Linked DNA regions of Homo sapiens: region 2 is linked to region 1. Evidence: read pairs that join two places in POLR2A ChIA-PET (ENCODE). Cell type or tissue: endothelial cell of umbilical vein. All regions are shown on one strand. Links, peaks and the distances in the headings refer to the core of each region. The heading gives the core; the rest is flanking DNA. Region 1 holds the start of LINC02293 (long intergenic non-protein coding RNA 2293). Region 2 overlaps LOC124903296 (a long non-coding RNA gene).

Region 1 (15,888 bases), core at 6,123-11,122:
CGAGTAGCTGGGTCTACAGGTGCCCGCCACCACGCCTGGCTAATTTTTTTTTGTATTTTTAGTAGAGACGGAGTTTCACCATGTTAGCCAGGATGGTCTCGATCTCCTGATCTTGTGATCCGCCCGCCTCGGCCTCCCAAAGTGCTGGGATTACAAACGTGAGCCACCGCGCCCGGCCGACTATGTTATTGTTAAACTTTAAGAGAACAGGTTAAATTTTGTGGCAGGAATTACAAAGGGACAAAGAGCAAATAAGAAAAAAAAAAAGAGAGAGAGAAAGCTGGGGTAAATGAATCTTTACTGAAATTTAGCTGTAACAGCTGTAAATAACACTGGAGGTATGTACAAAAATACACTCCTTGATGAATCCCAGTAATTCTTTTGGAATGATTACCAACTTTTGATTTGAATCTGTGCTAAAATACCTGGAATACTTTAGGCCTTTTTGACTTTTTGGTCTATAAGTTCTTTTGTCTCAAGGAAGCTTGTTTTTGAGAGTCTCAATCAATTGTCCTCTTTGGTCAATTTACAGGATAGCACTGCAGAGTCCATCTGAATACACAGACAATATGTATGAGAGTTAATTAAGGAAAGTATTGATGAAAGCATAATTTGTTTCTGAAGCTTATCAACTGAAATGGATATTAATCCAAGGTCCTGCACAATAGCAGACTTGACACATCTATTTCCTGGGGAAACAAATTATATTTATTTTTGAAATATTATTCATAAGACTTTACTTGAACTTGATAAATGTAACTGTCTTGATGATATCATCCACACACTTTTTTGTTATGTGAGAGACTATACTGATATCTAGGCAATGATATAGACTTACAGTGGGTTATCGTAGCATGATAGAGGCTGGGGCTACCAGTAAGCAACTCAGTTTTGCAAGGTAACCTATTGTGCATCTGTCTGCACGGAGAAGTCAATCTTTTTGTAGATTTTAAGTATTCTTAAATTTATGTTTTCCATTTGTTCATCAAAGCAAATATTTATTGTTCAAACTTTCATTTTTCTGTACCATTACATTTTCTTAATAACATCTGGAAGACATTTCTTAATGTTAAATTAAAATATTAGCAAGAAGCTTACACATGTATGACCTAAACTGTAAGCTGAGGAACTGAGTCCTATTGCAGTAAGTAATATTTTGTGCGCTGAAGGGAGGATTTATTACTAAACTTGAACATTCACAATGAGCAATGTCACTCTCATTGGCTGACATATCCAGCTTTTTTTCTGGATTTTTCACTTAGCTATAAGTTCAATAAGAATTTTTCGTACATCTTCTGTCAAGAAAAATAGAGTAATCTCATCAAAACTTGGCATAGCAAGAATTTGAAGTGTTATTTTTTGACTATTATAGTAAATGAATGACAGAAATAATATATGTTGTCATGACTATTATTTCTTTGCTTTTGAGATAGGAAAATTTTCTTTTATAATTAGGTTATTTTAGTTAAACTATTTGCATGTAATTGTTTATACAACTGACTCCTAAAATACATTCAGGGAATTCTTAAGTCATTATTAATAAAAAATGCTTTGCAAAATAGAGACATATGATGTGAAACCTCATAAATATCCTCAGTCTGTATCCTGATAAAATAAGCAGAGAAAGATTAACAAATACATAAACTTTACATAACATATACATAAACTTTATTTTTTAGCCATCAAAAATCTATGGATATGCATTGTTTTTCTGAGAATTTGTATTCAGGAAAAGATGCTTTGAAAGGTATAGTTTAAATGGATGTTCCTATAGAAACCATGTTACCATAGAAAGTCACTTTCCTGACCAAAGACATGATGCCTAACTTCTAGAAGAAATGATTACTGGTATCATAGATAACAAATTAAAAGTAATATGAACTGTCTTTTACTTGGAAGACTTTCCAAAGATATACACATCAGCTAAACAGAGTGGTGCAATAGCTAATCTTACTTCTAATTAATGAATGAAATGATCAATAGAAGTGAATGTGCAGGTCAAGGACAGAAGGTGGGGACAAGAGAAAACAGCCAAAGTTCCCCTGGGAGTGAAGGCCAGACAGTTTCCAAGATGGAGCCAGGACTTGGCAAGGCTTCATGGAAGAAGCTTGTGGGCAGATGGCATGAGACCGTTCACAAATCACTGCTGGTGGTGCCTTTAATATTGTAGATATTTTTAAATCTTAGATGTACCCATTATGTGGTAGATACGCATGTGTTTTCGAAAAAATACAGTGACATCTTTATTTGTCTGTATGTGTGATGATCCCCTTCTCTTTACCTAAATGACATTGTGCTTTAGTTAGGTATTTTTCCATTTCCATTTTTTTTTTAACTCAACGGTATGTTTTTAAGATTCTTCCACAATGCTCTCAGCAATCCAGTTCATTGCTTCTACAAGCTGCTTGATATATTAGGATATTGATTTAATGCCATTTACTCTTGCCTCCATGGTATAATCAAGCTCTGGAAATTGAGTTGTTTTTTTTTTTACTTCAGTGAATTCCTGGACTGTCTTATAAACCTAAATAATAATTGAAAATTGTATTACTCTTAATTCTACTAAAAAATATTGAAATACAGGCAGTCCCTAACTTATGATGGTTCGGTTTACAATTCTTTTACTTTACAATGGTGTGAAAGCTATATATATTCAGTAGAAATTGGACTTTGAATTTTGAATTTTGATTATTGGGCTATGAATATGTGGTATGATACTGTCTCTTGATGTTGGGCAGAGACAGTAAGCCGCAGTTCCCAGTCAGCCAGGCAATCATGAGGGTAAATGCCAGTACCCTATGGTGTACTGTGTTGCCAGATGATTTTGCCCATCTGTGGGCTAATGTAGTGTTCTAAGCATAGTAATGTAGGCTAAGCTAAGCTATGATGTTCAGTAGGTTAGGTATATTAAATGCATTTTCTACTCATGATATTTTCAATTTATGATGGGTTTCTCAGGATGTAACCCCATCATAAGTCAAGAAGCATTTTAAAATAGGGACTATTTAGATAGAGTTTTAAAATATTTTGCAATCCTTGAAGTTACAAACCAAGTTTTTAATTTACTGAAATTGATTTAGAACCATCTGCATAAGATCTATCTTGTTGGTCTTTTTTCCAACTTTTATTTCAGATTTAGGGGATACATGTGCAGGTTTGTTACATAGACAAATGTGTGTTCCAGAGGTTTGGTGTACAGTTTATTTCATTACCCAGGTTATGAGCATAGTACATGATGGTAGTTTTCTGATCCTCAGCCTCCTCCCATTCTCAACCCTCAAGTAGGTGCTGGTGTGTCTCTTGCTGCTTTCTTTGTGTCCAAGTGTACTCAATGTTTAGTGCCCACTTTTAAGTGAGAACATGTGGTATTTGGTTTTCTGTTCCTGCATTAATTCACTTAGGATAGTAGCCTCCAGCTGCATCCATGTTTTTGCAAAGGACAAGATTTTGTTAATTTTTATGGCCATGCAGTATTCCATTCACCTTGTTTTTATATTATACATATAAACAAAAGCATCTCTAAATGATGTTTCTCAAGATACACAGTGAACTACAGGATGGAATCAACAAAGGATTTTACTGTAATCTATGTTTAGGAAACATAGGAGGTTACTTATTAAATATATTAGACATAAAAGCTCTGAAAAAAGAACAAAGCTTTTAGCACTAGAGTGATGCTTAAGAACATTGCCCTATAGTAGTTAGATTCTGCAAACCCAGGTGGAACCTTATTTCATATCTTAGCTCTAACATTTGCTACCTGTGTCACATTTGGCAAAGTTCTCTGCCTCTGTTTCTTTATCACTAAAGATTATTACTAAATTAAAATATGTTGCTTTTGGTAAAATTCTTAGGACATTACCTGATACATTATAAACCATACATATATGGATGATGAGTATAAAATCATTCACAAAAATACCTTTAACCTATTGTGGTTGATTCTAATATTTTTTTACTCAGTTTAATTTTCCTATGAACAGTGATGGTCATATGTACTACATTGATATAATGACTCATGATATACAATTTTAAAAAATTAACACAGATTGTTATCTTCTTGGAAAATCATAATGTACAGAAACCATTTAAAAATGTGGAGATGTCCTGCAGAGAAAAGAAAACCCTACTTATCATTTCTTAGACAGCACTTCTAAAGTTTACTTGTTCATAGAAATCTTTTCATCTAAACCAGGTTTAGCAGATCAAATTCTAAGATGGACTCCCCACAAGATTTCCTGCCTTAACCTTTTGATTTGTGAATGTAACAAAAGAGTATGCCCTGGTTGTGTTACCTTACATTGAAAAAGTGATTTTTCGGATGTAACTAAAGTCACTGAACAGTTGACTTTCAGCTAATCAAAAGGGAGACTATTCTGGTGGGCCTAACCTGATCACATGAGCCTTTTGATAGCAGAGTTAGTTTTCTCTAGTTGGCAGCAGAAAGAAAATCAGAGAGATTCAAAGTGTAAGAAAGATGTTGCATGCTGTTGTGTTCATGGCTTTAAAAATGGAAGGGGCCACATGCAAGGACCAAACAATTGCCTTTAGGAGCCTAGGGTAACTGCCATCCAATAGCCAGCAAGGAACTGAATTCTACCAACAACCTGAGTGAGTTTAACAGTAGATTCTTCCCTACAGCCTACAGATTGGCTGATACTTTGATTTTGGATTTGTGAGGCCCTGAGCAGAGAATCCAGGCATTTGCGCCCAGACTTTTGAACTAATGAACTGTGGGATAATAAAGAGATGTCACCTTCAACTAATAAATTTGTGGTAATTTGGTACACAGTAATAGAGAATTAATACACCAGAACACAACTCTAAATCAAAATACGCCAACAATAAAAGAGTAAGTGCAATTTCAACATGAAAAGAAAGATGTAAGAGAGGATTTCATGTTGTTTTCAAGTTTGGTTATGCCTTACTGGTACAAGAAAGCAAAAATGTCAGTTTGTGAAGGGGTAGCATTGTTTTACATACACTATGTTTTAAAAACAACACCCTATAAAAAGTAGCAGCAATAAAGCAAGGCAAGAACAAATAAAATTACCAACTCCTTTTTGTGGACTTACTCTGTTTCTTGTGTCTGGAAAGACTTTTCCACTATTCCACCACCTCAAAAAGAAATCCCATAAACCTTTAACTATCAAACCCTTACCCCTTTTTCCTTCCTTGGCTGAAAACAACCACTGTCTCCATAGATCTTTCTATTGTGGACTTCCTATGAATAGATTCATATCATATATGGACTTTTAAAACTGGCTTATTTCACTTAGCATAATGTTTTCAGTCATATCAATCTTGTAGCATGTATCAACACTTCATTTTTTATGGCCAAGTAATATGCCATTGTATAGATATACCACATTTATTTATCTATTTGTACATTGATGAACATTTGGGTTGTTTCTATCTTTTGGCTATTATAAATAACTGCTATAAACATTTGTGTACAAGTTTGTGTATGAACATATGTTTTCATTTCTATTGGATATACCCTAGGAGTGAAATTTCTAGATAATATCTGAATTCTGTTTAATCCATTCAGGAACTACCTGACTTCATAGAAAATTCACCATTTTACATGCCCATCATCTCTGTATTTCATTCCAGGATGTTCTTACCCCAGAATTTACTAACTAGGTTTCCTTTCTTTGGAAGATTCTTAGTCTTCAATAAGCAGCATCATGACTTTTCCATGATGCTCTTCCATCCTGATGCAAGTGCAGTTATTCCATAGCTTTCCACCTTATGATCTCCATCCATTTACCTCCCTATCACACACACAGTTCTATAGCATGATCATTGTGTTAGTTAAGGTTTCTGTTCAGAAAAAACAAAACCATGCAGAAAGAGGCTTTCTACAGGGAATTACTTTTTTAGAAAAGCATTGCAAGCAGATTATCATTAGACTTTTTGCTATAAGATCGCAAATCCCTGCTATTCCCAGGGCTACTTCCACTGCCATCATATATGCTGATGGTTGATGACAAGGGAGCAGAACGTTCAGCCTGTCTGAAGCAAAAACCTTCCTGTCAAAACTTGCTTGCCAGCCACCACTGCCCCTAAATGCCATGTGAATGCAGCTAATTCACATCTAGAAACCCGGTTTCCAAAGGAGTCTATGTTGTATGATTTTTATCCTCCTAACCTCTCCAAATAAGAGAGTAAAATGATGTATGATAAAACAAGTTCAAGTAACTACCAGTTTATATGTAGTTGAGTTCATTTCTCTGGTTGTTCCTCAGTGACTTTGGAGTGTCTCATCCTCAAACCCCACATCCCTTCACACTTGGCAATAGCTGCAGTTCTACCTTGGTCTGTTAAGAATTATGCGGGTGGTGGTGGGGGAATTGGGGGGAAATGTGCCTCGCCTATGGAACAGTATCGTTGACTATTTATTTCTTTTATTTCCTCTCAGTCAAGTTGGTGTGTATCTGCAAAGGCGATGGAAAGGAGTTCTTACATATGCATATTCTGAAGAAGGATGTTACCCTTACTGAAAAACTTATTCCAAGATATGTTTAATCAATCATGAGAAAAATAAAGAGACATCCTTATGAATGGAGAATAAAGTCCTCAGGGTTTTTTTCTAATTCCCCATGTGAATGAAGAGCTGTGTTATTCTAAATATAGTGTTTGTCATAAGGCAATTGTGTTGGTTTGAGTCCTTAGTCGCTGTGACACTGATAGAATTCCTATCTCCAATTGGAAGGTAAGTTGACCTTGCCTCACTTTTGGGCATTTACAAAGTAAAAGTGTCTTCATATTCCAGGTTACAATCCTCATAGAGATGCAGGAAGAGTCCAAAACTACCAAGGCAGACAGAAATGCACCATTGAGCTCTGCTGTTGAAAGCATCTGATGGTGGCCCATTCTGATGAGACATTGGACTTCCCTAGTAGGAAAGTTTGGTTTGGGGACTCCTGTCTTTCTGGCTCAGATTTTCTTAGAGCTGCACTGCAGTCTGAGACTCTACCTGCCCCACTCTCTTTCTTTCCCTTTCTTGTCAACAACATCAGTTCTGCATTGCAGTCTGAAGGATTTCTCTGCCTGATCCTGCTTTCTCCTCTTTATTCTTTGCAGTTGTTTCTAACTGCAGAATCTCTTGAAAGTCTACTCCCATCTGGCCGGGCGTGGTGGCTCATGCCTGTAATCCTCGCACTATGGGAGGCCGAGGCGGGCAGATCACGAGGTCAGGAGATAGAGACGATCCTGGCTAACACAGTGAATCCCCGTCTCTACTAAAAAAAAAAATACAAAAAAAAAAAAAATTAGCCGGGCGTGGTGGCGGGCACCTGTAGTCCCAGCTACCTGGGAGGCTGAGGCAGGAGAATGGCGTGAACCCGGGAGGCCGAGCTTGCAGTGAGCCGAGATCACGCCACTGCACTCCAGCCTGGGTGACAGAGCGAGACTCCATCAAAAAAAAAAAAAAAAAAAAAAAAGTAAGTCTACTCCCATCTTGCTGTCTGCTTTTCAGATGACCTAAATAAATACTTTAAAAAATATAATTGGTGAAACCCCGTCTCTACTAAAAATACAAAAATTAGCTGGACGTGGTGGTGGGTGCCTGTAACCCCAGCTACTAGGGAGGCCGAGGCAGGAGAATCGCTTGAACCTGGGAGGTGGAGGTTGCAGTGAGCCGAGATCACGCCACTTCACTCCAGCCTAGGCAATAGAGTGAGACTTTGTCTCAAAAAAAAAAAAAAATAAATTGTTTTGAAGATGGTGAATATGGGATTATCACCTCACCTGAGAATAGGAGTGAGAGAAATTGAATAAATATAGAGAAGTGAAGTTATTTCAATAAGAATTTTTAAATTTAAAGTCATGTAGATTCTGAGATGAGATCATATTAGAAGACAAGTTAGAAATGGACTACTTAGCTTTAAGAAAGAGTTAACATCTAGGTACATATCAATAATGGCTAAATCTATGAGCATTCTCCTTGAATGATGAAACTCCATCTTTGTTTCAGTCATGGAATTGCGCTGTTGAACTTTTTGTGTCCTGTCTAGGGCAAGTCTTAACTGCATCAGCCCTCATTACAGGTTAAATACACCCAAAGTCCCTAATCAACATTCACTGCATGTGTTTGTAAGTAAAAGCATTTGCGTTTCAATTATGGAAGAGTCTTTACTGTAATATGGAGACTATCTGAGCTTACTTTTGTTATTTCTGTAAAAGTAAGTTACCAGCCCACATTTATCTATTAACTTTTTGCAATAATTGTAGTATAATTTGTGAGCTTATTAAGAATGTGATTGTTTTTTAAATATTTGGAAACATTCTTTCTACAAAATACTAATAGCTCAGATGGGAAATATTTTGAATAATTGTATGTTTTAAGTATAGTCAATAAATCAAATAAATTTCAATTCATAACATTTTTCATTAGATGACAATGTTATATAAACTTAATATAGTTTCAGTGATAGGTTATATTTGTTTTTTCTTCCTATTCCCTTAGTTCATCTTGAAGCTCATTCTGGGTGTGTAACTGATTCCAAAGGCAATTTCCCTTCATCCTCAGTTTTAGGAACTCCCAGGAACCAAAGCTTAAATATCTATTTTCTTAGGAAGGCTACATTTATATAAATGTATTAAGCCTGATCCCTCTCTGAGAGCAAATATAATTACATTTGTTTTTCCCAGTTTGTAATAAAACTTTAAATAAAGATCTCTAGATAAAGGACTTTTACCCCCCTGGTTAAAATCTGCTTTCTTGTTTACTTAACATTTGGTGGTGATGCAATGTATAAGGTATCGGCCAAGGAATGACTCTGTCTTTTCCTGTTGTTTTCTTCTACAGGTTGTGTTTCACATGGATGTGGGTATGGTATGCCACAGCAATATGACATCTTGATTATGTGTATCTGTCAAGACTGTTTTAAAGAACATTCTCACCTCAGATTTCTTAGGTCATAACATTATATTCTTGGTATTCACAGCCTAAACTGTCATGCAGATGGAATACACTTTGCTTTCTTGGTGATCTGTGGTATAGAGAATGAGTTCCAGTTACCATGGGAAATGTATTTGTTTGTTGGCTTGTTTCTTGTCTTAATAGTGGTTTGTATTAAAAGTAAAATCAGAAAAATATCTAAAAAATCTATTGAGATGGTGGCGAACATTACGAATCTTAACCTTCTTATAGAATACCCAAAGAACAGATCTAAAGAATTTCAATAATGACCATAGGTTATGTCAAATAGTACATTAGCTATATATATATATATATATATATCTGTAATAAATAATATTTTGATTAATTTTCCACCAGATATATACATATGTAATTTTCCTGCTAATATATATTTGTACCAAATCTGTACATTTGAACTTTCCCTTCCAAACGTTTTTTTATTTGGGTATAGTTATTAGCAGTCATCTGTAGCAGGTCAGAGTGCTGGAAGAGAGGCTGGTAGACATCAAAATAAATGACTTCCGTGCCACATCTGAGATGCCCTAGAGGCCGAGATCATGATTCCCTTTGTCAAATAAACTAAAAGTTCTAGAATTTTCAGACTCCTGTTAGTTTCTGCTACCACTTAAGTGTTAATAGCTAATAATAGAGCAAGCTTGATTACTACCTTGGTGTCCTAAAACGGATGTTGGCCTGCCAGGTAATGTCCCTCCATTTGCATCTTGTTTTTTCTATCTATGTAGCCATGGAGAACACGTGCCACAATTTACAGGGGATGGTCATCTTATCTGTAAAATAAAGTGTTCCCGTCAGATGATCCCCAGTATGCTGAGTTGTGTTTCTCTGGTATTTTAATTAATTTATTATTATTATTATTACTGTTAATTTTATGTCTGATGAAGTGGCAAAAAAGGAGCTCTACCTGCTTTGGTTGCCAAAACTATCATGAATATTTTTAAATAGTATCAGAGGTTGATGAGCGGCTGGGTTTTTTTGTTTTGTTTTTTGTTTTGTTTTGTTTTGTATGAGACAGAGTCTCACTCTGTCACCCAGGCTGGAGTGCAGTGGCATGATCTCGGCTCACTGCAACCTCCACCTCCTGGGTTCCAGTGATTCTCCTGCCTCAGCCTCCCGAGTAGCTGGGATTACAGGCACCCACCACCACGCTGGGCTAATTTTTGTATTTTTAGTAGAGACGAGATTTTACTGTGTTGGCCAGGCTGCTCTCAAACTCCCTACCTCAGGTGATCTGCCCACCTTGGCCTCCCAAAGTGCTAGGATTACAGACATGAGACACTGTGCCTGGCCGAGCTGCTGATTTTTATTCAAGAGTCTATAGTTGTTTTTCCTTTTTTTCTTATTTTCTACTTAACTTCCAGGAGGCATGAGTGTGGACTGAATGGAACACTAAGATTTCTTCCAGTTCTATGATTTTATGAATTATTACTTGATAACTCTATATATTGGCAATGACATAGATGAGAAGTTTTCCTGATTTCTATTCCACTTCTTTTTTTTTTTTGCTTCTCTTTCTCCTAGGAAAACAATATTTTTTTCCCCAGATTACCATATCTTACTGTAGTAAAGAATAATTAAAATATTCAAAAGCAAAGCGTCACTGGCTGCCAAGGCTCTTAAAAATGCTCAAACATATTTTAGGTCTGTAAAGATTATCTTTTCTCATTCTTCATACAACACTAAAATATTAATCCTGACCATAGTGTGACTATATTAGTATTAGTATGAGTACTTTTAGATGCTTAGTAATTAGTTCTGCAAAAGATTGATAAAAGACACTATCATATCTATGAGAATTCGAGAATCATAACTTGTCTTCCTGTTTTAAATGCATGCTTAGATAACTAAAAATAATTTTAAACTGTTATCAGTCTCATTATTTTTAGTGAAAAATACACCTTTCTCCAGATACATATTCCTTTATCTGGGAAATATAGATGGAATCAGTGATATACCTGTTGCTGAGCACATTATTATATCATTAATGCTTATATATTTCAAATTATATGCATATTCTCTCCAGAGTGATTAGATCCCTTCTACAGTTAGGGTAATGAAGGCTTTATTTGCCTGAGGGGACACAGGGAACCATTTAGGAGAGTGAGGCAATTAAGCAATTATATAACATTTTGAAAACATTCAATACTTCCCACCATTTGATTTGTACTTCTGGAGAACTGCTTTTCTCATACTAGCTGGTTAGAATAGTAAAAATCCTCACACCCTCCCCTCCCATCTGTCATTTTTTTTGGTCATGAAATTATACCTCATTTTACAAAATGCATTTTTCTGAGAAACTAATGCTTACATTGAATTTTGCAAGTTTAATAATTAAGGATTGGAATGTTTTATTTAAAATAATTAAGATTATTTTTTAAAAGTATCACGTGTGAAAGTAATTATCACCCCCAAATTGTATTTTGCAAATTGTGCCTATTTTATCACTACTATACATTTAGGACGAAAAGAAAAAAAGTTGGGGGTGGATAATCTATCATAATACAAAAAGAAAAACTCTTGAGTCAGTGTTACTTTTCATTGGGGAAAAGGCAGGTGGGAAAAATAGATAAATACAAGTTAGAGTTAATCCTAAAATCTCATTACAGCTTAAAATATCAATCTCTAGAAATACAAAACATTTGCCAAAATAATTGTTAATATGTGCAACACTACCCAAATTAAAAAATGCAATTCTCCCTTCTGCTAGTCCTCCTTCTGTACCAATATAATTAGCAATAAAATTGAAGGCAACAAAAATAAGAAAAGACATAATGATCCTGGAAAATCTACAAAATGGATTATCATTTTCTAACAATTGTTAATACACTGTGTTTTTTATGTGGTGGTGTGATAACATTTTTTTCTTGCTTTCTTGTAAGTTAGGTACTGTGCTATATTTATCTTTGACAGGGCACCTAGCATCTGATAGAAATTCTAAACAGCAAATGGTAGTATGATATTTTTATTATCTATGCCTCTTAAAACTCTGGCCAATAGCAAGTAACACCATTTCCACCTCCCAGAGGAGAAAGATAAACACAAAAGGAGCTTAAGTGGATAAATCACATAGCATGGACACAGAATCTTTTCTAAATAAATAACCTATTAAAATAGAAGTTGGCAGTCTTATAAAAAGAAAATAAAAGTTCTGATGAGGAAACCTGGGTTGTTTCTCAGCTCTAACTACAAAAATAAACATCCTTGAGAAATTGCTGAACCTCCTTGTTCTTGCTTAATGTAAAATGAGAGGGCAAGATTAAATGATCTCAAAGCTCCCTTTCAGTTCAGGGACTGTGAAATAATATGGTAAATAGGCTTACTTAGGACCTTCTCGGGCACTAGCACTTTAAGAGTTTTACGTGGATTGTATAATCATCAAAATAATCCTGCATAATAGACACCATTGTTAGTTGCATTTTATGAAGAAAGTGAGGCTTAACCATTGAAGTATTTTACACAATGTCATGTGTTTAGGGAGCAGCCAAGGTGAAGTTTTCAACCAGGCCGACCAACTTCAGAGTCCACTGGCTTCAAAACAGTGCTTTACATCCTCCTTCCAACATTATTCACAAGCCGATCAAGACTGAGAGAGTCACAAGTGTGTGAAACCTGTATTCTTTCTGACTTCATTTTCCCTGGTAAGATGGTTACTTGCCCACCAATCTGGCTTATGCTACAGTGAAACACAACTTCTTTATGGTTAACGTTTTTGTCTGTGCTCATTCTTTAGCTGTAATCAAGAGGGTGGCACATCTTCCAATAGGATATTTATCCTGTGTATTTTCCAAAAACTGGCCATGCAGTCACTAAACATGGATCAGAGAGAGGTTCATGGAAATTATAAATGAACAGTCAGGAGAGAGTCTTTTGTGGCAAAATTACAGGAATGTCTCCTCAGGTCAAAGTCAAAGTAAGGATGAATTAACTCCCGAAGCAATTTTGAAAAGGTGAAATTCAATGATATTGCAGTTGTTGGACCAGGTGTTAAAATGTTATTGGGTGTTAATTTAATTTTCATCCTGTCAACACTCATCTGAACTGTAACAGCTGCTAAACACAGTTCCACAAGAGCAAACTATCCTCACAGAGGAAGCAGATGCCTAATCAATAGGGCCAATAGAAATGTATGGCTCAGCCAAGCAACACACACAAGGGGGAATGAATCCCATAGGACTCTGTCTAACCTGAATGAAAAAGAACTTAATGATGGTGAGGCTATTGAAGCAGTAAGAACAGGAGACTGAAAGTCCTGGATTGGCTTCCCATTGACTCTTTTTTTTTTTTTTTAATTCTGCATGACCTTGGATGGGACAATGCCTTAGTTTCTCTGTCCCCCTGAGCTTGCAGAGGTATTGTAGATGGAGTTTCAAATCTATTGCTATTTTTACTGCTATTATCATTTCATAGGTCTTGCACAGTTCTGAGTAAAAATCAGCTTTTTCTTAACAAAATGTAACTTTCTTGAGCTTCTAATATTAAAAGATAATAATGATGAGGTAGTAATAGTTAATAGCTGTCCTTCATTGCAACCTAGGGTGGAAATGAATAGATGACTTATCACTGAGAAAGGGAATTTTTAGATTTGAATAGTTTTTGAGTACTATAATTTAAAACATACTAAGATATGTTACCTCCCCTTCTGGAGATTTTCAAATAGAAAGTAGATCGTTGCGTTTAGACGAAATATAATCTTACCTAGAAACAGTGGTTTGACTATATAACCTCTTAAGGTCAATTAGAGCATGCATTTAATAGTTTTCTATAAGCTAGTATACCTCATCCAGAAGGTCAGCTTTATTTATGCATCTCATACTTGGTTATAGATCCCCCTGGGAGCATGTGGTGGTGTGGGGCTGAAATATTACCTGGGATGTTTTTTTTTTTTTTTTTTTTTTTTTTTTGAGAAGGAGTTTTGCTCTTGTCGCCCAGGCTGGGGTGCAATGGCGTGATCTTGGCTCGCTGCAACCTCCACCTCCTGGGTTCAAGTGATTCTCCTGCCTCAGCCTCCCAAGTACCTGGGATTACAGTTATCCACCACCATGCCTGGCTAATTTTTGTATTTTTAGTAGAGATGGGGTTTCACCATGTTAGCCAGGCTGGTCTCAAACTCCTGACCTTAGGTGATCCACCTGCCTCGGCCTTCCAAAGTGCTGGGATTACAGACATGAGCCACAGTGCCTGGCCAGGAATTTTTAATAAATGAAAATAAGTTGATATTTATTTAAGGAAGTAAAATGAAAATTTCACATGAATATTAAAATAATGCATATTTCAAATAATTTGAATGTTGAGATAGACCTTTTGGCCTACATACAGACACTTGGCAATTGTTCTTTCTTGAGGGGTCATCAGGGAGAGGTTCACTGTGGCTACTTATGTAGGATGTTCTCTTGAAGGAGAGATCTTTCGTTTTTCTGGACTTGTTAAATGTCATACCAACCAAAACAACAACAACAAAACACCCGTCTTTGACTTAGAGTTTCACAGTGCTTCTAATATTCCTTCTCTTCTGCTCTCTACTTCTACAGAAAGTGAAATATTTAAGGAGGCATGCAGTAGATGTTATTTCAGAATATATAGAAACTGTCCAGTGACTTTATGACAAAAAAAAAGATTAGTTTTGAGAAGATAAAATAATTGCGGCATATGGTCTGATGAACTGGATTTTTTTTTTTTTTTTCGGAGATACGTCAGTTTTTAGTTGGGAGAATTCAAAAGGCCATCAGGTGCATATTGAGAATTTTGTATCATAAAATTCTTATTCCAAAACATAAATGCAAATAAGGTTGATAAGAGGAACAACGCCAAGCTTTGGCTCTTTGGAGCTCTTGTAGAAAAACAAATACACAAAAATAAGGTCATGAATTGTATTTCTTAGCACTTAACTGAAACTGGGGACAAGAGCCATCATTCGTTGTGTTTAGTATGACAACATACTAGAAGGTTTTTTTTTTTCTGTTAGGTATTTGAAAAGCTTAAAATTTGGCACAGGACTGTAACATCAGGAATCCCTTCATTCCCACCTCTCTCTCGTCTTTCTTCTTCTGCCCCCTTTTCTCCTTACCAGTGGGAAACGAATTTAGATGAAACAATTTGATGAATGGATTTTGAGCAATTTCAGTGAAGAAATATGTACTTACAGGTTCAATTGGGTTTCTAGTGTGTTAATACATTATCAGAGTCATTTATAACCTGCATTCTTATGGCTGTAAATTAATTTCATTATATAATTTATATAAAAAAGATAATAGATTGATGCATGTTATTATTTCCTTACCTTCACTAATTAGGTTATTACTAAATGAGATCAGCTAAATTCTGAAGCTTTTAATGGAAAATTGATGTAGCTATTGTGAGCTCTGGAAATCTTATTTCTTTGTTCTATCACTATAATATGTGTATAAGGATTCATCACCAAAACTTGATATTTAAGTCAAATTAAAGGGCATTTTTACTGTAGTGATCAACCTTATACAATTTATGAAGATTTGTTTTTAAAAACAAAGTTCATAGAGAAATTAATGTTTCACCTTTTCCCTTATAACCAGATGGCTTCTGGAGGGAAAACTGCTTACAGCTTATTCACTGGCTTCTCAATGACTTCAGTGCAAGATGAATAATTTCAGGGGCCACTTTATCTTGACTATGCTGTTTAGTAACTAGTGTGATTGTTTGTAATGAAATGAAAAGAGAGACTGAAGAACGTAAAAAATGAGAAACTAAGGAGGAAACAGGGAGAAGGTTAATAACTCATTCTGAAAATACCTGTAAGATTTAGCCATGCCCTAAAGTTTTAATCGGTTGGGCCACATTTTATTCAGAAATTTAGTGAGGAGCCTATTAACCACCAAGACTTCATTTCTTTTCATATATAATATTTATTTGAGATTTGGGGATTATTCTATATCTTCTGATATGAAATTATAATAATGTGACTTTCA
Region 2 (15,888 bases), core at 3,870-8,869, 50 kb after region 1:
AATTCTCTCTTGAGTCTCAGGGACAAATTTTTAAAGGAGGAGATTATTTGTTAATTTGTGGTTTTGGAGAACCTGTACAGGCACACCTCAGAGATACTGCAAGTTTGGTCAGACCACCACAGTAGACCAAATATCACAGTAAAGTGAGTTACAAGAGTTTTTTGGATTCCCAGTGCATATAAAAGTTATGATTACACTATACTATAGTCTAAGTGTGAAATAACATATCTGAAAAAACAATGCACATACGAAAAATTGCTAATAATCATCTGAGCCTTAGGCAAGTTGTAATCTTTTTGCTGGTGGAGGATCCTACGTCAGTGTTAATGGTTGCTGACAAATCAGGGTAGTGATTGCTGAAGGATGGAGTGGCTGTGGTCATTTCTTAAAATAACACAACAATGAATTTTGCCACGTAAATGGACTCTACCTTTTACAAAAGATTTCTCTGTAGCATGTGATGCTGTTTGAAAGCATTTTACTCACAGTAGAACTTTTTTCAAAACTGGAGTCAATCCTCTCAAACCCTGCTGGTGATTTACCAACTAAGTTTATGGAATACTCTAAATCCTTTCTTGTCATTTCAACAATGTTCACAGCATCTTCACCAAGAGTAGATTCCTTCTCAAGGAGCAACTTTCACTGCTCATCCAAAAGAAGCAACTCTTCATCCATTCATGTTTGACCATTAGATTGCAGCAATTCAGTCCCATCTTCAGGCTCCACTTGTAATTCAGTTCTCTTGCTATCTCCACCACATCTGCTGTTACTTCCTCCACTGAAGTCTTGAACCCCTCAGTCATCCGTGAGAATTGGAGACAAAATTATCACAACTGTGAGGCTGCTACAGGCATCTAGTGAATAGGGACCAGATACACTGCTCAATATCCCACAATGTATAGGGCAGCTTCTGAAAACAAACAATTATTAGTCCAAATCATCAATGGTAACAAAGTTGAGAAATACTGGTGTAGACCAATTCAATTTCTCTAATGGTTATAGGTCTTTTATGAAATATATTTGCAAGTTGTCCTCTTCTAGTAAGTCTTTTAATTAAAAGTTTATATTCATTGGCTAACTTTGTTATTAGTTTTTTCTTAGCATTTTAAATCTCTGCTATAATTGTATCACTGTTGCTATTTATTGTTAGTATTGTTCATTTTAGGTGTCTGCATTGGCTAATGCCATGTGCTAAAGGTATTGTAATCAAACTGGTGCTGTTTTAATATTAATTTTGTACTTTAAGCACCATAGAGTTTGATATTTTGATTTGAATTTCAAATCCATGTTAGGTTCACCACTATTTTGGATTCTCAGATCAGTTCTTTATTCACCTAAATTTCAGGGAAAAGCATAAGCTTACTTATAGTCCCTCTTTACCTACACGTGTCTACCCTTTTACTGAGGGCGAGTGTCTCAGCTTTGTGGGAGACTATCACTAATAATCCGTTCCTTTCTCAGACACAGAGTATTAGCTACATCTGGGCATTAAAATCCAAGATCAGTTGTTAAGGAGAGGAATTAACCGTAGCCCACTCCACCCCAGCAAAATTATCAGCTCATGTAGTTCTCCCCTGCTTTTCGTTCCTTTTCCAATTTTGGTTTCTGAGGATATCTCACAAGTGTAATTTAAATATTGGCTATGCAGTTAAAATATGCAATAAAATTTTATTCCACATTTGTAGCTGTTTGGTAGCAGCTGAGTTTTCAGATTATTTTGATCATCATATTGCTGGAATTATATCATCATTTAAAATAAATATTTGCATTTTCATGAGTTATTTAAAGTACATTTATAATAATTCTGACTCAATTTATATTTGGCATGTTACATGCCATTTCAAGAGGGTTCTTTGATTTTATAATGTATAGCTTCTGTAATAAAATAACACCTATGAAATGTTTGTTGGTGGAAATATTTTTATTAATGTTCTAAAACAAAAAGAGTCATCATCAGGCCCTATTCGTTTTCTTATGTCAAATTAAATATACATGTAAGTTACCTGATGTTGAAGCCTTTGTTTTTTTAACTTGTCTGGAGAAATTCCCATTGTAGTAGGCAACCCCCTTCTCGTTGTGAATTTTGGTCAGTCCTGAAAAATACAAATGATGTCGGCCGGGCGCGGTGGCTCACGCCTGTAATCCCGGCACTTTGGGAGGCAGAGGCGGGCTGATCACGAGGTCAGGAGATCGAGACCATCCTGGCTAACACGGTGAAACCCCGTCTCTATTAAAAATACAAAAAATTAGCCGGGCGTGGTGTCGGGCGCCTGTGGTCCCAGCTACTCGGGAGGCTGAGGCAGGAGAATGGCGTGAACCTGGGAGGCGGAGCTTGCAGTGAGCCGAGATTGTGCCACTGCACTCCAGCCTGGGCGACAGAGCGAGACTCCGTCTCAAAAACAACAACAACAAAAAAAAACAAATAATGATAAGATATTTTGCTATTCAATGAATTTATTTAGAGATTGAAAAATGAAGTCCTTATATCATTAAGGTTTTTGAGTTACCAGCAACAGAAAATTAGTCACTAACTTAAGAACAAATGAATGAATTTAACTAATGTGTGTTAGCTCAATAGAATAAAGAAAAATCTGAAGTCTTGGAAAATTCAAGATCCTTGGCTGTTTTAGGAATTTGGATTTTAAGAAGTATTGCATAATCTCTGCAGAATTTCCGGGATGAAACAGCTTCAACTGTTTTCTGTCTTTGTTACTCAGGTTGATTGAAATTCTTAGGAGAGAGAGTCAGACTGACCTAACTTTGGTCATATGCCCATCTCTTTTTAGTGGAAGAAGATAAACTTTACTGAAAGTCTCACTAGAATTCATAAGGGTACGAATTTGTGTCTGTTATCACTCAGATATGCTGCCAATGATATTGAATACTAGAACTACAAACTATTATCCTCATAGAACCATAAGCAATTATTGCTTGCTCATATTTCCGTGGGTTTGCTGGGGTTTGGCTGATCTTAGCTGAACTCACTCTGGCTTGGCTACAGGCGAGGTGTTGTTTTAGCTCATCTCCACATGTCTCTCATTATTCTAGGGCCTGTGTGCCACCAGGGGTATCTTCTGTTCATAGCAATGGCTAAAGAACCCTGGAAGCACGGGTTCAAGTACATGTGAAGCTTCCGTGTCATGTCTGCTCACACTCTCATTGATCAAAGCAAATAACACAGCCAATCAACGAGGTAGGGAAGTATAATCTGCTACTGTTGAAAGAACTGCAAAAGATTTAAATGTAGAGAGGGGGAAGATTGGGAGTAAAAACATAATGTAGTCCAGTTTCCTGAAGGGAAACCTGTGTGCTTTAACAAAAGATGGACAAAAAGGTATATTACTGGAAAATAAAAAACCTCATATGTACACTGCAGTGTCTAAGACATGTCTTAATAAGTACATTTGGTTACAAAGTGAGTATGGACAAAATTGGGAAAATCAATTTTTATTAACTATATTTTAGAAAAGGAAAACATTTTATTTCTTTTTAGTCACACATAATTTAATTGTATAACACATACAGGTTCCAGTTAAGCCTCTTTGAGTAGGAGAATCTGGTAATAGAATTATCAAAGAACAACTTGGCACAGATAGAGCTGAACCTAGAAGGCATCAGAATACTTTCGCCTTTGTTTTATCCACGTGACTTCCTTTATTTTGAAAACATTTATACTGAAAAAATCAGATTACAATGTGTATGATTTCAGTCATAATGGGGAAAAGGGATGTTATTTATTTTAGGAATCTCTGATATACAATCTTGAAGTTTCTTCACTCACTAACTTTATCAACCAATTCTCCATTCTGCTTTAGTTTTCTAATTCATAATAACATACAGAAAAATCATGGGGCCATTCTAAAGAAACTGCTTGTGAAAAATGGCAGGTTACATTTAAGATAATACGTAGATACTTTTCCCTTAAGGGAAGTATTTCAATTAAGTAAGGCGAAGGGAAATAATCTAAGAGTTTAGGTGGGGAGGGATGAACAAGTCAGAAATGTGAAGACTAGCACTAAAGAGTATACCTCTTTAACGAGAAAGCAAAAATCTTACATTCTTACAAATGTATATTCATCTAAATTCACTTACATGCTTATAAATTAAACCCGTGTTAGTTCACTAAACGGTGCTTTAATTGCCTAACTTCTGTATACTTGAGGTGTGTTACCCTTGTTAGAATTGTTCCCTATTGGACTTCTTGTTCACTCACCATTTCCAAAGTGATGGGTTCTTCCTAAAACAATTTCTTAGGGGTCTTCTCCTCTTAGTCCACCAATATCTGGAATCTAGACCTAATGTCTAGGAAAGTGCCTAGCACAATTAAATGTGCTCTTTAAATTTTAGACAAAGAAGCAAAGCAGAAAGGAAAGTATCCGTTTACAGTGTACTGTGAAGGGAAAACATATGCCACAAGTGCCCATCTGTGGAGAGTCTGAGTTTCCCCAGGAGTTCACAACACTGTGCACTGCTAGCTGAGAGGACTTGGCAGTCGATTCTCATTTCAGAGATCCAGAGTTCTTGTTTGTTGTGACTATCTCCTCTTGGGCTTGTCTGCCTTTTCCTTCTCCTAAGCATGACAGTGATATCAGCTGAATTTCATTCCAGCTCTTCTGAAATTGGACAGCTTTGTATTTCCCCCTTGGTTCCAAGGATCAAATTTAAATGCTATTTTAGCCTCTTGCTGCATAGGGAGCCTACAGGATATATTCTGCCTTTGCCATAGAGAACAGGCCTTTCAAACATGTGGTAGAAAACCTAAGGGGGTTGGTTGTACACTGGAATTGGCCAGCGTACCCAGCAGCTTGCCTAGCCCTTGTAGCAAACATGTTAATTCAAGCTTAGTTATGCTAAACCTCAAGGCTTGTTCTTTGAAAATTAAATTGGTACTTCCACACAATTATTGGCTGAATATAATTTACACTGAGGTCCTAACTAAAGCTTCGCCATAGCTGTGAGAATAGTTAAGCACAGACCAGCTATTTTAGTCTGAAAAACTGCCCCTGGCATGGGAGAAGTAGAACTTTTGTTCACATGTGTTTTGCTTTGCCATATGTGAAACTGCTGTTAACGGCAAAAGACTGTTTCCTGAGTAATATTTCAGAGCTCTGGACTACTGTCTTTTGGGAATGTTCTACCTGCAAACTGGCTTATCAACTTTGGTCAGAGAAATTGTGTGGGTCAAAACTTGTATTTTACATGATCCAGAGTTGTTGCTATGTTTGAATTCTCATTATTTTGGTCTCCTCCTATGTTTGGATTGATGTTAACAACCTAATATGTTAGGTTGAACCACACTAAATTGTCATTATTCAACCGGTTTTGATAGACAAAGATGACATTTTCACATGGCTCAACCTAATAGCTTTGATTTCTAAAGCCATTTAAGTCCTATTTTATTCTAGCAATCTAGATATCATAATCACTAAATTATCAATCAGCTGGTGAATATGAGTGAGAAATATAGTGAGAAAACTGGCTCATCTTGAATTTTCCCTTGTTGAAGTCCTAGAGCTTTAGGCCACATTTTTGTTTTGACTGCTGGAGTCCTTCAGAGAGAAAGGGGGTTTTCATGCTCCTTTTTCTTTTTTCTTTTTTTCTTTCTTTCTTTATATTTACCAGGGCGGGCATCCTGAGAATTAAAGACTCCTTTCCCTTCCCTTTCTCTGGCTTCTCTCTTTCAAAGTCCTCCTTCTGTTCTGTCTTTTTAATTGATAGTTTTGAAATGGATTTAAAAAATGATTTTTCAAGACAGAGTTCTGAAGAAGAACCTCGGTTTCTCTTTTTGTAAGTCCCAGAAACCAGAATAAGCCCAAGCAGATGGCTCTTGCTCAAGAGCCAGTCTACTTCAGTACACAGTTCAGCGAAGGCTGCCACTGAGTCACACAGAGCCCTCTTTTTACTAACGGTGTAATCTTGAAATGTTGCCTAACCTTTCTGAGTGTCAGTTTCATCATTGGTAAGATGGGATAACTACCACCTACCTCACAGGACTAGTGCAAAGATTAAATATATAATATATAAGCCATGAAGTGTGTTTTGTTTGTAATGTACACTCAGTAAATGTCATCTCCTTTTCATTCCCCTAGGTTCTTTAGCCTCAAGACAAATCTCAAGGGGAAGGCTATGTAATTCCAGAGTTTGTCTTCTTTTCTGTTACTAGTGGGGACATTACAGGAAATCTTATCTTCTGCACTTTTTTTTTGTTTGTTTGTTTGTTTGTTTTTTTGAGACGGAGTCTCACACTTTCACCAGGCTAGAGTGCTGTGGTGTGATCTCAGCTCACTGCAACCTCCACTTTCCGGGTTCAAGCAATTCTCCTGCCTCAGCCTCCCAAGTAGCTGGGATTACAAGCACGTGCAACCACGCCCGGCTAATGTTTGTATTTTTAGTAGAGACGGGGTTTTACCATGCTGGCCAGGATGGTCTCGATCTCCTGATCTCATGAATCGCCTGCCTCGGCCTCCCAAAGTGCTGGGATTCTGCACTCTTTTGATGAAAAAGTTCATTGCCCTAGTGGGGGGATTGTGTTCTAAGATGGTTATATTTTATGCCCTTGTTGTTTTCTAGGGACTTCCCTGAAAAATTTGAAGTAGATTGTGGGAGTGTGAAGGAAAGGGGACTCCTGATACTACTTTCAAAAATCAGGTCCAAAATTCAAGAAAGAGTATTTATGAATATGCACGCTCCCTTATTTTAAAACACTTTGCAATATAATACTTTATACTATTAAATTGAAACAGGTAGTTGTAAATATTAACATTTTCCAAATGCCCGGGGTTGCACACAAATGCTGATTTGCATGTAGATGGGTGTGGGTATGTCTAGTTTCTAAATTTGAATGTCTTCTTGCAGATTGTTAAGGACAAAGGGAGATGAAAAACTCCTAATTCAGTGATTCTGATTATAGAATGTATGAGATATGGAATTTTTAAAAATTAATTAAATATTTTTTGAATATCTGTTAAGAGCCCAGTGCTATGCTAAGAGCGCTTTTTCTCTTTTGCTGTTCCTTTTTCTGGTCTGCAATTGCCTGTGCTTCCTTACCCAGTCTCTTTTGGAAAAGCCCTGAGAGACCTCCTCTGTTGGCTATCTGGAAAGTCTCTGCTAAGAAACAAAGAACTCCCTGTGTTGTACCTCTAGGGAACAGAAATGTGACGGATGATGGCTAAACTGGGTGCAAACACAGCTATAGAGCTGAGTGAACTGTCAACTGGAAATAGCTCCTTCCTAATTCTAATGAACTTTATTTGTGGAATATTGCCTCAACTACCAGTATTGCTTTGGGAAAATTCTATTCTCTTTGGCAACACAAAGGAAGCTCAGAGTATAAAATGTAGGGATGGAAAGTCCAAAAATCTATTATGTTTATTGTTCATGTCATACTTTTTTTTCCTGCAGACTTTTATTTTCTCAGCCCACAAGAAGAGCTGAAGAGAAGCAAATTTTTCAATTTAAGGCTTGAGAATACAATTTACACATGTTATATATAACATTGCCAGAGGCAGGATTTAAACACTCTTGGATTTCTGTAACTAGTGTCATGGTAACATAGTGGAGGGCTTCTGTGTAGTTTCAGGTATTTTACTTGTATTTGCTTTTATTTTTATTTTTCTCACAATGGTAGATTCTTGTGAAAAGTCCCCTTGTTAAATGAACTTTGGTATAATATGAAATTTACTACCCAGTTCTTCCCGTAGAAAATACAGCAATTTTGTCACTATGTGAGTATTATTGCCAGAATATACCTGCTAATTTGCTGATGGCTCATTTTTAAAAGATTCTATAATATACCTTCGATTATTGCTATTGAATATAATACTGTGTCTCTTACATTTTACATAAATGACTCGAGAACATCCACTTTTGTGCAATTATTTTACTAACACAATTAACTACAATATATGACATAGAAATAATTTTTTACATAAAATCAAGGATATATTTTCAATCAAAATCCTTTCTACATTTAGAGAAGTGTATTCTAACCAAAAGATAATGGAACCAATTGTGCTCTTACCTAATTTGCCAAAATATATTCTTTAGATTGATCATTTTATGTTTAAAAAGTGAAAATATTCCTCTGTAGACATTTTCATTAGTTGTTGTTTTATAGAAACTCTTGGTACTATTGTTGATCTCGTTTTGTTACTAGTGCATTAAATATATATGGAGATTTGCATGTTAGTTAAATGTTGCTTCGTGGATTTGTGAGGGTCAGGTACTAGAATATACACACATATTCTTCATAGGAAAACATTAATTTATTCTACTTCATTCTTTTCAGATTATTTATAGTTATTGTCTGTTGAACAAAATAAAAATAATTGACCGTTATAAATGATTTTGGTAAAATTGCATTCCTATAACTTCAGTGTCTCTGTAGCTTTTGGTGTGTAACAATGGTAATCTCAGGAATGGGAATATGAAGGTCAATATGATCAGAAAGAAAAAAAGTCAAAATGATTTGTGGAATGGTTTTGTTGTGGGAGAAGAGATAACAAGGAGGCTATTTTACTGACAGAGTTATAGGATGGATGCAAATGAGAACAAATTTTGTATTTGCTATGGACAGATATTTGAGAATGATGAATCATAGAACATTAATTAAGTAAAGCAATGGGACTCAAAAGAAATGGGAATTTCAGAGAGAAATGAACAGATATGTGTGGTTCCCTGGGCTCTTCTGCTTTGTTATGGTGGCTTACAATGATTCCATTAAATCCCACTGAGAAACGAAGATAGAAAAAAAAATTAGGTCATTTTGTAATCTAATAATACTCATTTTATTTTAGTATCTAGTATTCTAGATCTAGGTCTTGGACTAATTCCCAGTGGGCATTCTACATACTTTTGTAAACTCTACATCATTCAGCAAGAATAGCCTTTGTGCAGCTAAGGCCGAGGACATAGTCACAAAGGTATATGACAAAAATGTATGTTGGGTTGGTGAGGCAGAACCTCTAGCCATTACTAATTTCGCTTAGAATAGGAATTCCTCCAAAGAACTCAGTCTCAGTAGTTAGGAAGCAGAATCAAATTTAAACCATAAATACTTGAAAAAGTTCTATTAAACATGATATTTATAAATAAAACAAAAAATTGGGTGGATATAGCTGAGCACATTATATGAAATAGTCTACATGTTGATGCTAATGTTGATTACTAGGCTTTCATTACAAGAATATTGCTGAAGTCCCTGTCCAAGTGTAGCTGAGACATTAGTATATGGGAACCTGGTTCCATATTTGGTTAGCCTCTGATAAAAATTGTCTCTTAGCATCCCATACTATTTTAAGCTTGTTTTTGTCACTCCTCAATATGATGCCAAATTATCTATCAGAGAGAGCCTAACACCTTTAAGTGTCATCTGTATAGGCATTTACTTATCAACAGAGGTTTCATAAATTCTATTAATATAGTTTAATGTTTACCAATGCCGTTTGCTATTTCATAAATTCATACAGTGCAAGAAATGCTGGAAGTATGGAGGACTGTCTCTCCTTACCAGAAAATAGGCTAATGCTTACTGTAAAACATTCTTCTAAAAATATTCAGTGCTTGTGGTTGTAGTCTGAAGTAGGAGTTTTAAGAGACTTTCCTGATTTTTTTTTAAAAAACACAGTGGAAGTTTATTTCTCGTTCACATGAAATCCCCCTCGTGTTTCCTAAGAAGCTTCCCAGATGAGTTTTGCAGACACAACGGACCTTTCTTTAGTGTCTCTACCTGAATTTTCATGGCAGAAAATAGCCTCTAGTTGTTGTATAGCTCTAAAGGTTCTCATTTATTCAGATATACATTATATTGTATATCCATGATTCCTTGCCTTCTAGTTTAAGCTATCATTTAAACAATAAGGGCTAGGGTTAAAAATGCTCTTTTTACAGCCCAGTGGTGTCTTATTTGGCTTTTATTACAGAACTATTTTATTTAAGCTTAATTATAAATATTTACTAATGACTTACCTATGTGCCATTTGATGCCAAAAGTATATTAAGGAGTATTAATATGAATTGTATAATATAACAACTGGAGTTACTAAATGAAGCATGATAATGAGACATATCAAAAAGAGTATAGCAGAAACAGACTGGAATTTGTTGGTAGTCTCAGTAGGGAAGCATGTGTTTGTATCTTGTAAGATTTCTGTACTCAGTGTGGAGTGTCACAGATGAAGTGATACCAGGCTCTTGTAAAGCACAAGAGAAAAACCATTAAGATGATAAACTTAAAATATAACACATGAGTTAAATGAATATATAACTAGAGTCAGGATATCTGGCTTTATATTATTTTATTAGGCAATAATTTAGTTAGTCAATAATACAAGAGGCTGAGTAGCTGTATCTTGACAGGGACATGTATGTTTCTATAGTAGAACTCTCTAAGATTCTCATAATACTGGGAAAAAATGTGGTTTTTTTTTTCTAAGTTTGAAGGATGGGCAAATCAGTAAGCTCGAACAAATAAAATTGTTGTTGGAATCCTAATATTTGCAATTGTTATAAATGAAGCGGAAAGAGAGGCCAAAAGACTCATATCTTGTTTCCTCTTCCCCATGGTCCACCTCCTTGTTCCCACTCACCTGAGAAAATACAGTTGATCATATCTGTATCAAGGAGAGCACTGCCAATATTTTGTTCACAATGGTTTCTTAGTAAAAAGTTGCTGATGATAAAAATGAGATCTGTTAATGCAATGCAAATTGCATGGAAGGCCTGTGTTCTTGGTGGCATTTATTTATTTTGGCAATGATTGTTCAAGCATTGCTGTTATAATTAATTAAATCTCCATTCAGAAATATTTATTACAAGTTTTGCTGCCAACAACTTTTTATTATGATTATTTCAGCTAAATAAAGAGGGCTTATGATCTAAGATCACATGTTTTGAAATCACTTATATAAATTAATTTTATAAATACATACTGACTGCATGTTCTAATTTGTAAATAGGTCAAATGATTCTTATCTCCTGAAAGCTCAGATTTACTATTCTAGATTGTAAGTTTTCATTATTTTGTGTTTGATAGCAGCTATCAGGTGAACTCAATTGTTTTCTTTTACTGGATATTTGAAAAGAAAATTGTTGGTTTTCCCTTCAAGTAAAGTAAGCAAGCTAAGTATCATTTAGTATTCTTAAGCTTCTATGTGAGGTTGAGAGTTGTACAATAGTGTTCTGAAATCATGATTTCTGCAGCACGTCATCATCATAATCATTCATATTTATTAAGTGCTTCTAATGTAACAAGCTGTCAATCTATCTTCACGGCTATATCTATGTATGTGAAACCAGAGTTTATATAATCACAAATTAGGTAGATAAGTGATAGAAAAAAATCATCCCAGGAAGAGATGAGTAATAGCACAGTGGTTGATACTGTGGTCAGTCTTAATGATTCACTTTCCTCTTTGGGGCCTTTGAGGTCTGTGGGCACGTGAACACGCATTTTTACTTTCTGCTTTCTCAGTTTATCACTATAATGGGAACAACTCTTTATTTTATTTTATTTATTTATTATTATACTTTAAGTTCTAGGGTACATGTGCACAACGTGCAGGTTTGTTACATATGTATACATGTGCCATGTTGGTGTGCTGCACCCATTAACTCGTCATTTACATTAGGTATATCTCCTAATGCTTTCCCTCCCCCCTCTCCCCACCCCACGACAGGCGCCGGTGTGTGATGTTCCCCTTCCTCTGTCCAGGTGTTCTCATTGTTCCATTCCCACCTATGAGTGAGAACATGCGGTGTTTGGTTTTTTGCCCTTGCGATAGCTTGCTGACGATAGTTTGCTGAGAATGATGGTTTCCAGCTTCATCCATGTCCCTACAAAGGACATGAACTCATCCTTTTTTATGGCTGCATAGTATTCCATGGTGTATATGTGCCACATTTTCTTAATCCAGTCTATCATTGTTTGACATTTGGGTTGGTTCCAAGTCTTTGCTATTGTGAGTAGTGCCACAATAAACATACGTGTGCATACTCTGGGAACAACTCTTAAAAATCATGGCAATCACCCGGAGCAGTGGCTCATGCCTGTAATCCCAGCAGTTTGGCGGGCCGAGGTGAGTCACTTAAGGTCAGGAGTTCGAGACCAGCCTGGGCACCATGGCGAAACCCTGTCTCTACTAAAAATACAAAAATTAACCAGGCGTGGTGGCGCACTCCTGTAGTCCCAGCTACTCCAGAATCTGAGGTGGGAGAATTGCTTGAGCCTGGAAGGCAGAGGCTGCAGTGTGCGGGGATTGGGCCACTGAACTCCATCCAGCCTGGGCGGCAAAGGGACTCCTTTCCAAACAAACAAACCAACAAATAAAAAATCATGGCAATTTTTTTTTCTACAAAATAAACTTACTCAAGAAACAGAATAAACATTTACAATTTTTTTAAAAAAATTTTGTAAGGAGTTAAAAAAGAAGGAAACAACATGAGATAAGAGTGCACAATGCATAAAACGGAATCAAAGTTATTACATTAAAACAATGGAGCAATGAGGCCGGGCACAGTGGCTCACACCTGTAATCCTAGCACTTTGGGAGGCCGAGGTGGGTGGATCACGAGGTCAGGAGATCGAGACCATCCTGGCTAACACGGTGAAACCCTGTCTCTACTAAAATTAAAAAAAAAAAATACAAAAAATTAGCTGGGCGTAGTGGTGGGCGCCTGTAGTCCCAGCTACTCAGGAAGCTGAGGCAGGAGAATGGCGTGAACCCGGGAGGCAGAGCTTGCAGTGAGCTGAGATTGCACCACTGCACTCCAGCCTGGGCGACAGAGCGAGACTCCGCCTCACAAAAAAGTAAAATAAAATAAAAATAAAAAATGGAACAATGAGTAACAACCATGACAATGCTGAAAAATTAAATCCGTGAAGAAGATGAAAAACTGGAGAAACTTTCTTCTAACTGAAAGGGAAAATATGTGATGTGGAGGACAGACACAACATATATGATTTAAATATATGTTTAAAAAAGTTTTGAGTGAAAACACAGAACTGATGGAGTAGTGATCAATGCTAAACTTCAGAAGACTTAAAACTTTAGATTGAGAAAGTTTACTGAACATAAATGAAAATCTACCTGAGGAAACATATTTATACCTGTGCTAGATTTTTATTTTACATTTAAAAATAGGTTTAAAATGTTTTTCAACCGTCTAGATCAGATTAAAAAATAGGTTAACATAAAAAGTAAAAGATAATCATGCTGATTTCAGATTTCTCATATCAGAGATATTGGATTAACATCCAAAGAGTTTCCTCAGATCTCAGAACTCTATATCTGTGTTTGAGGACCAAAGAAGCACATTCCGTGATTACTCACATCTTCTGTAAATAAAGGTATAAAAATCACAACTCGATGAGAAATAAGTTGTGCAGGTGAAGCACATTAATCCAATTAAATGGAGAACTGCCTTTGAATTAATGCAATTTTCAAAGAAATCCCTGAACTTGAAAACAGATCATTCTATAAAATAAATTATAAGATGCTAATATTTCACGTTTAAAAAAAAGGGAGTGAGAGGCGTCTATAAGGATGAGTATCCTAAATATTAGGTGCTCTACTTGGAGATTTAACAGATTATTACTAGGGAAATAAAAGAAAACACAATTGGAAAAAGTTATAAAATGATATAAGGAGTCACCTCAATTTTACAGAAACATTTTATGCAAATATAAATATAAATTATATTGTATATATTTTCAATATATTCCAGTGAAAGAGATATTTAGATGTTGAATGAAAGATTATTAAATTCCCTCATGTGTTTTTATTTTACATGTTTTCAACAATGACTATCAACTACATAACAAATAATAAAATAATGATTTTGTATTAACATAAAATTTAAAATATTTTCATATACATACAATGACATTATCTAGAGATTTTTAGCTAATAGAGTATTTTCAGTGACAAACTTGAAGAGATAAATTAAACCTGATTATATTTGAATGACTTAAGTCAATTATTTTATATATATGTATAATAAAAGTGGCATTTATTAAGGGGAGATTTAGTTGTATATTTATTATACATTTAAATTAACAAAAAAGTGGAAATTGAGAGTGGTTAACCTGGCAAGTGAGAGAAATAATAGCCAAGGTGAGCCTTAAAATAAGTGCCATGATAGAAATGCATGTGTTCAACTTTATCTTAAACAAAAACCTCAAGGAATGAAACTTTTGGGAATAAGCATATCTGGTTTTTTTAAATTTTAATAATTTTCATCCATAGATCAATGATTGAGTGAGATATGATGCTAAAAATTTGCTCTGCTGTTGCAATTTTAATGTGAAGAATTAGAGAAGAGATAACAGATGTCTTTGCACTTTTGGCAGGAAAGAGCTTATTTCAAATTCTGGGCTGATTTAAGGCCTGTTTAAAGCTGATTTGTCACCTGGATGATGATTTTTTACTAAAAAGTAGAAAGCTCATCTTGGGGGAAAAGTTAATCTGATGTACTGGCTTAACTGAAAATCAGAATACGTTTGTATTTTCAAGTTATGTTGCAATAGAAACTAGGATTATATCTCAATCTTTGTAAAAGTTATTTCTTATTGAAAGAAAACTTTGTATGGTAAACATTTTTTCTTCCAAAATTTCCTCAGAAAGTTAAATAGAAAAAATCTTAGGAGCTAAATGTGCCAGAACCTATTTTGGTCCATGGAAATTGCATTTGTCACCCACTTTTCCCTTTCCAGCACCCACCCACCACAAGGCTGACTCAATAGGTGGAGCAGGTGTCACGAATTCCAGTGAGCTCATGAAGTGTTGAATGTGTTCCCGTTGCAAGTCACTTACTATGCTATTATTCCTCAATCCCTGTGGGAGCTCGTTCCTCTGTGTTTACTTACTTTAATGTATTTGACTTACAGAAGAATTAAAACAAAACTCGTCTTTACTTGGTTTATTTTGACTTTTTCTGATTACTAAGGTAAATACGTGGGAGGTTAAGAGAGATGTTGGCTCTTTCTGACCAAACTTCAGATACAGAAGGTCTCTTGCAATTTATGCTGTGTTACATTGGCTAGATAGGTACTTTGCACTTACTAAACTTAATAGTTTCTAAAATTGGAAACTGTTTTCTTCAAAATTGTATCGTATATGTTTCTCTTTTGTCCCAAATGTTTTAGAAAAAGATGAGGGGATTTTTTAAAATATATTTTCTTATATTTGTTTATAACAAGTTGTAGTGAATTCAGGGCTTGAAATCAGTTGATTTTTGTTCTACAAATGAATCTCTTCCTTCTTCTGTTAAACTACATTTATTAATTATTTTATCTTAGGTAGGCTAAACATTACTGTTAAATTTTATTGCAAGATCTAGAAAATGAAGCCAAATTACAAATGTCTGTATTGTCGGTAATGTATTTTTCTTAACCATTCCTAAACTTACTTTTAGCCTCTGTTTTATTAACCAAATTTTCTGCATTTATATTAATTGTGGAGACAGGCTGGTGTAGTGGATGAAATGTGAACTTTAGAGAAAGATTCCTTCAGTTTTAAGCTGAGCCCTTCAACTTTATAACACATTAGCAGAATATAACATTAAAAATTTAGGAAAAATTAAAAGGATCAGATTCTTCATCTGTAAATGGGGACAAGTATAAATAATGAATGGAAATATTTTCAGGGTTTTATGGGGCAGTATAATTTAAATGCCTAATATTATTTAGTTCATGATTGGTGTGAGAAACATCTCTGCTTCTGATCATCCTTTGTTAAAATTTCAAACCAGCTGTGAAATAAATGTTGTAATGCAGGCATCAAGGGAAGAAATCTAAATAATTTATAGACACAAAGAAATGAGTCTTTGGGTGATCATCTACAGTTGTAGTAGTTGAATAGATGCTGTGTTTCTCAGTCTTTTGCAAATGAC

The links. ChIA-PET counts read pairs that join two places held together with the same protein. Peaks named below come from ENCODE experiments on the same cell type or tissue, not always from the same donor. Only the 100,000 strongest peaks of a DNase experiment are listed, where the experiment ranks them.
Region 2: POLR2A ChIA-PET joins it to region 1 with 7 read pairs; 2 of 35 experiments call an interaction of 5 or more read pairs at or near these places.

Annotation. Positions count from the first base shown.
Region 1 is chr14:26,799,812-26,815,699 of GRCh38, forward strand. NOVA1-DT (NOVA1 divergent transcript) reads left to right here. Exons shown (of 7, transcript NR_147061.1): 7 at 6,425-6,656. It overlaps LINC02294 (long intergenic non-protein coding RNA 2294), which reads right to left. Exons shown (of 4, transcript NR_110033.1): 3 at 8,911-8,999. LINC02293 (long intergenic non-protein coding RNA 2293) reads left to right here and starts at 9,537. Exons shown (of 5, transcript NR_110557.1): 1 at 9,537-9,629; 2 at 12,422-12,585. In endothelial cell of umbilical vein, for the core only: no CTCF peak of the experiment used is centred there; a DNase peak (open chromatin) is centred at 8,830; H3K27ac peaks cover 476 bases.
Region 2 is chr14:26,852,560-26,868,447 of GRCh38, forward strand. The region is part of intron 1 of LOC124903296 (a long non-coding RNA gene); the gene reads right to left. Among named protein-coding and RNA genes, the nearest start is that of MIR4307HG, 13 kb to the right of the region's middle. In endothelial cell of umbilical vein, for the core only: no CTCF peak of the experiment used is centred there; no DNase peak of the experiment used is centred there.